Regions from separate parts of the Mus musculus genome. Here region 1 is linked to region 2. Evidence: chromatin contacts called from ENCODE Hi-C or POLR2A ChIA-PET data. All regions are on one chromosome and are shown on one strand. Each heading gives the region's core, a stretch centred on a gene start or an enhancer-like site at or near the end of the contact. The rest is flanking DNA. Distances are from core to core; before and after follow the strand shown.

Region 1 (3,088 bases), core at 171-2,670, 430 kb before region 2:
GGTGTCCCAGGCCTGTTATCCGGGCACTCAGGAGGTAGAAGCAGGGTGCTCAGACATCCCAGGCCATTCTCAGCTACGAAGTGAGGGAGCCAGTTTGAAGCCAGCCCTCCCCTTCTCCATCCCGGTGTGTGTGTGTGTGTGTGTGTAAAATGTTTCTCAAAACCCCACTGAATTTATTCCAGGCAGCATAATTTAGCAAAGCATATGAGGACGCAATAGATGAAAGCAAATCTGGAACCTGAATATGTCTAGATGACACCACACTGACAACAGATTTGTTTTTGTTGTTGGTTTGGTTTTTTTGTTTTTTTTTTTTAGATATTTTTGTTTGGTTGGTTGGTTGGATGGTTGGTTTTGTTTTGCTTTGTTTTTTGGTTTCTCGAGACAGGGTTTCTCTGTGTAGCCCTGGCTGTCCTGGAACTCACTCTGTAGACCAGGCTGGCCTCGAACTCAGAAATACGCCTGCCTCTGCCTCCCAAGTGCTGGGATTAAAGGTGAGCACCACCACTGCCCAGCTGTTGTTTTAATGACAACGTTGTGCGCATGTGTGTGGGTCTGAGTGCCATGGCACGCAGGAGGAGGTCAGAGAATTGTGAGAAATTGGTTTTCTCCTTTCTGGGGACGGAACTGCAGCTGTCAGGCTTGGTGGTAGTGCATTAACTCATTGGCCCATCTCAGCAGCTTTAGACTTGTTTATCAACTTTAAGTTGAGGTTTAGCCAGGGATGGGAGAGCATCCCATTAATCCCAACACTTGGAAGTCTGAGGCAGGAGGATTGCCAGTGTGGGCTACAGAATAAGACACCCTCCACCCTGCTCACACCCCTGTAGCTATTGGGGCTGGAGAGATGGTTCAGTGGTTAAGAGCACTTATTCTTCCATCCTGCGTGGCTCACAACCATCTGTAACTCTAGTTCTAGGAGATCTGACCCCCCTCTTCTGGCCTTCGCAGGCATTTGCACACACCTGATGCACACTCATGAATGCACGCATTCATACATTTAATATATACATAGTTACTAGAGATGTAGCTCAGTGGCTTGGCATACACAGGATGCTGGGTTTGATCCTTAGCATAACAAAAATAAATTAATTAAGGGTAAAAAATGTAAATTAAAAATTAACTTTAAAAAAGTAAAGCCATGGACACTCTACAAGACAGCTCCTGCTCCCGGGGCGCACAGCAACTGCATCTCCGCCCCGCCCACCTTCAGGTAACTTTCCCCACAGAATACGTCAGCATCGCGCACGCAGACGCCCCGCAAAGGCAGCGACAGGAAGATCGTGGCCGGCGTCTGCTGCCAGCTGAACTCGCTCACTCGCACTGGCATGGCGGGACCAGGGACTGCACAGCCACTTTACGTCGCTAGGAAGCCGATCGGGTTGCTAGGGAAGCGGGGATTGCGGGGTTGCCATCACTTCCGGCCCTTAGGGTCCTTCCGGGTCAGGGGTCCAGTAGGACCCTCGGTCTCCCACTATGTTGGGTATTGCAGTTGTCGGTAGTCCTACTTGAGTCTGGAGTATCTGTGTCCCCGCTGCCTCTGAGAGAATGAGGACGAAGTAGAGCAGAACACGGAAACGAGAGGGCTCGGGGACAGGAGACTGCCGTGCGCAGGCACTGCTTCCCAGAGGATCCGAGTTCGAGGCTCAGCACCCGTGCTCGGCGTCTCTCAAGCGCCAGGAGCTCCAATCTGATACCCTCTTCTGGCTTCCGAGGGCACCGCACTCACACGCAGGCACAACTTAATTACATACAAATAGTTTAAAGTGACTTTTTGCTAAAGGAGAAGAGAAGCTGTGGTGTGGCTCCCTGGGAGAGGCTGGGTTGTATTCCCAGCTCTGGAAAGGAAAAAGCTTGGAGCTTTAGGATGCAGAGGGATATGGGTCGGCAGAGCTGGAATGTGTACATTGTGACAGCAAGGCACATTTAGAGTCAGGACGTTTGGTTTGCTCTGACCATTTGCTGTGTGGTAGCCTGTAATCTCACGACTTGAGCAGAGCCCTCAGTTGGAGACCCACCCTGATAAACACAAATATTCTGTCTCAAAATACAAAGCAACGTTTGATGTTCAGGGGCTGACGCCGTCACCCATCCTAGGAGCACTGGTGTGTACATTCCCTTAACCCTGGGAAGGGACCTAAACTTCAATTTTTGAGACCCAAAAGCCTCACAATAAACTTTGCTGCAATTCCATAGTAGGATCTATTGGATTTAAACTGATCCATTTCCCAGTAGCTTACACTGGACTTCAATAATACACACCGAACTTCAGCTGCCAAGAAACTTGAAGGCCGTGTAGTTCAGCCCAACGTCTTTAGTGCCATGTGCATTGTTAGCAGAAAAATGACTGAGATCTTTCATTTATTCTAAATGCTCCTTCTACACTACTTCCTTAGGCCCAGTTTCTACATTACGCGAGTCTGATGTGAATGATAAATGTAATTAAGTACTAGAGAAGTTATTTGCACATAGAATGCTGCATTTTAAACTAGAAAAAAAAAGTTTGGAGAGCATTTAGGGAAATGTTTAAACTCCAGCATAATTTATTGCAGAAAGTTTAGGATCAGTAGAGTTGGTGTTAGTATCTCTCCCTTCCTGATCCTGACCTGTTTTGTCAGCAGATCATTATCTCAAACTTCTGCTCCTTTGTCAGTCCTTCTGAGCAGAGAACCTAACATCCTGCTGATTTGTTTCACTTTCATCCTGCTTTTTGCCATTTCCCTCTTTTTATTCTATTCTTGTTCCTAGCATGTTGTCTCAAGCTCTTGTGTCTTTTCTGGCTTCTACAGGCACTGTATACACACACAGACACACACACACACACATACACACATGCACATACTTAAAAATAAAAAATTGGGGCTGGTGAGATGGCTCAGTGAATAAGAGCACCGACTGCTCTTCCAAAGGTCCTGAGTTCAAATCCCAGCAAACACATGGTGGCTCACAACCATCTGTAATGAGATCTGGCGCCCTCTTCTGGTGTGTCTGAAGACAGCTACAGTGTACTTACATATAATAAATAAATAAATCTTTAAAAATAAAGATAAAAAAGAAGTCAGGCAGTGTGCCAACACACCTTTAGTCC
Region 2 (3,010 bases), core at 440-2,939:
ATCTTAGACCAAATTCCATATATTCCTTTCCATTTTAAAAATAGTGCTATGCTTTAAAAAAAGGTCAGTTAATAAAGAATCCTACAAAACAAGCCAAGTTCACATTTAAAGAACACTTGCAATGGTTCTGATAGAAGATGGACTTGACTCTGTGTATATATATTAATATTGTTATCAGTCTCTAAGAGTTCAATTAGCATTGAAATATCCCAAATTCCCATACAAGAAAATACAGGACTAGTGTTCCATCTAGACTCTTTTTAATAATTACACAAAATAGCAAGAGCTTTTTTACATTTAAAAAAATTTCACTTTACCTTGTAAATTTCTACGTTAAAATAAAATACTTTGTGCAAAAGAAGCATTTCCTTTACAGTCAATACAAAGAATAAATTCCCTAGAAGGGAAATTAAGTGCGAGAATAAAGGAGGCAAAACCATCCAGAAAAAGCAGCTAATCCAATTGAATGAAAAAGACATGTTAGGTTTTTGTGCTGCATATTAATGCAATGTCTTGTTTGGTCAAAATTCACAATACACTTCTTGCTCCTCCTATGACTACAAAAGGAGTCAACACATTTTTTACATTACAAGTTTCCAATTCATGCCACTATCATGCAATGACTTAATCTTGACCCATATTTCCCTTACTGTATATGGAAAAATGCACAAATAACTTGTTTATCTGCTTACAATTGAGAAGAGGGAAGCATGGTGTGTGTGTGTGTGTGTGTGTGTGTGTGTGTGTGTGTGTGTGTGTGTCTAAGGAGACCAGGGGTGGGTGCAACCTTCCCCCGTCCAGAGGTGGCACAGCCATGCACCCGGCTCTGGAAACCCACCTTCAATGAATGCATTAGCCTCCCCTTCGGATGCCGCCGCCGCCCCCCATCCCCTTTGCAGCAGCAATGTGCCTAGGCTGTTCTACCCCAGCGATGGAGGATCCTCTTACCAGATGGAGTTCTTGATCTTGTGTTGCAGAGCGTTGGCCTCTGTCCCTGGCAGCCCGGGCACAAGGGCTGGCAGAGCCACCCCGGGGTTGGGGGCGCTGAGGGGAAGCTGCTGAGGGGCATCGAGCTGCTGTGGTGGCGGCTGTTGTTGTTCCTCTGCCATCGCTGCTGGAGGGGAGGGAGGGAAGATGGGGGCGCGGGGAAGGGTGAGGGAAGAGACGCGGAGGGGAGGACGACGAGGGGAGGAGGAGGGGGAGGGGAGGAAGAGGAGGAGGAGGGGGAGGAAGAGGAGGAAGGAAGGAAGCTGGATAAGCTAGGCCTATACCCCAGGGCTCGAGTGAGTCGCTTTCTCCGGCCGCCTGAGGGACATCCCCGGGGAGACCGCGCGGCTCCTCGCGGCTCTCGTCACGGTTCCTCTCCCGGTTCTCCTCGCGGTTCTCGTCACGGTTCCTCTCCCGGTTCTCCTTACGGCCCCGCGCGTCACCGCGGCAGAGGCATGGCGGCGCCCCTCAGCCCCCCGTCAGCGGCCGGGGCTGGGGGGCGTCTGAAGAACGAGGTCCGTGGTCGGGCGCCCCCTCGGCCCCAAAATCCAACCCGACGGGTCTCTCGGGGGGCCTGCCTCCCCGGCCGCCCTCCCCCGGGGGCCTGGCGCCTCCGAGCTCCCCCACGCCGCTCGCTCCCTCGCTCGCTCCCGGCCCCGCCGCCGCCGCGGCCACTGCTGCCCTGCCAGCCCGGAGCAGCCCAGCGCGCGCAGCCGCACTGCGGCCCGGCGCAGACGGCACAACACCTACCGCGCGGCCGGGGGGCGTGGACGCGCGTGTGCGGGCGCGGCGCGGGGGCCGCAGGGGGGCGCGGAGCGCGCGGGGCGGAGCGGAGCGGCTACGGGCCGCGGGCCCAGGAAGCCGCGGCGGGGGCCCCGAGGGAGCGGTCGGGTGGCTGCGGCGGCCGAGGGGGTTGGGGGGGCGTGTTGGGGGCGGGGAGCGGGCTCGCGTGACGGCGGCAGGGAGTGGACCTGTGCCACCGTGCGGCGTGGAAGGGAGAATTGATCGCTTCCTAGTGTGTAAGGTGAAACGAATCTACACGCCCTCCCGCCCCCACTACACGCTCGCGAGCGTTTCCCCTCTACTAGTCAGGACTGCTTCCTCTCTCAGCCACCGGACTGAGCTGGAGCAGGTGAGAGCTTTTCGACGAGCTAGCGCAGCGAGCCTACTCGGTCTGGTCGGAAAATGGCAAGTGGCAAGCTGGTGGAAGTGCTCCTCGGTCGGGCATTCAAAGCCCTCCAAATCTGGCCCCACTTTAGCCGTCCAATCACAGCCGCCTCCATCCCCCCTGCAAGAACTCCCAGCTCCAATCAGTGAAGTCTCCATGCCATCCTCAGCGCGCAGCAGATTCATTCTTCCTTGGTGCCTTTGCCCATGCTGTTCCCCACCCCACCCCCTATGCCAGGAGTGCCCTCCCTGCTCTACACTCCCAATTCAGCCCAGGCTCGGAGACACACAGCTCAAGTCGCGGCTTGTCAGGGTCCCTGGCAGCCAAGGCCCCTCCTGTTTCTCAAAAGGAACACATGTAATACAACATGGAGGCGCGAGCTTCAGCCAAGAGCTCTTCCTTCGCAGCCATCTAAACTCACCCCAGCCAGAGACTGCCCACCATTTCGCCCCCTTCCCATTCATAGACAGCTTTGCTGGCTGAGAGTGAGACTCCCTGCCTCCAACAAATCATTCCTCTTAGAAGAGCAGAAGAATTAGCTTTTCTAGGTGGGGCTGGTCAGGAAGGCTAAGCGCCTGGGTGTAGAAGACAGCAGCCAAAGCCTCTGGCACCAGATGGAACAGCTGCACAGCTCGCACTGACCTTTCTCAGTGCCTGTGGCTGTAATGAGCCTCCCAGCCCGTAACTTCTCTGACAGTGTTTCTATCAGACTTGGCCCTGTCAGATTTTCTGGCCACTTTCCTGGATGGACTTTGAGCTAGGAGGCCCTGCCACCTTTCAGACTTCTAGTGGGTGGTGAATCTGATTGGCTTGGATTGCGTGGTCTTTTGAGTGCTCTGTTCCCTGCCTTGGCCT

What was found. Hi-C counts contacts between places; a loop is a spot of excess contacts on that map. ChIA-PET counts read pairs that join two places held with the same protein, here RNA polymerase II (POLR2A).
Region 1: a loop to region 2 is called in a map of T-helper 17 cell, with 3 times the contacts of the local background. The contact joins the promoter of Dnaaf4 here to the promoter of Rfx7 in region 2. A Hi-C loop is called at or near these places in 1 of 37 maps with a recorded cell type or tissue (T-helper 17 cell). POLR2A ChIA-PET finds 5 or more read pairs at or near these places in 2 of 5 experiments (both embryonic stem cell).

The regions. Positions count from the first base shown.
Region 1 is chr9:72,957,117-72,960,204 of GRCm38, reverse strand. It overlaps Dnaaf4 (dynein axonemal assembly factor 4), which reads right to left and starts at 1,420. Exons shown (of 9, transcript NM_026314.3): 1 at 1,208-1,420. The coding sequence starts at 1,330.
Region 2 is chr9:72,530,919-72,533,928 of GRCm38, reverse strand. Rfx7 (regulatory factor X, 7) reads right to left here and starts at 1,689. Exons shown (of 9, transcript NM_001033536.1): 1 at 949-1,689. The coding sequence starts at 1,109. 4930509E16Rik (RIKEN cDNA 4930509E16 gene) reads left to right here and starts at 2,071. Exons shown (of 3, transcript NR_045735.1): 1 at 2,071-2,119.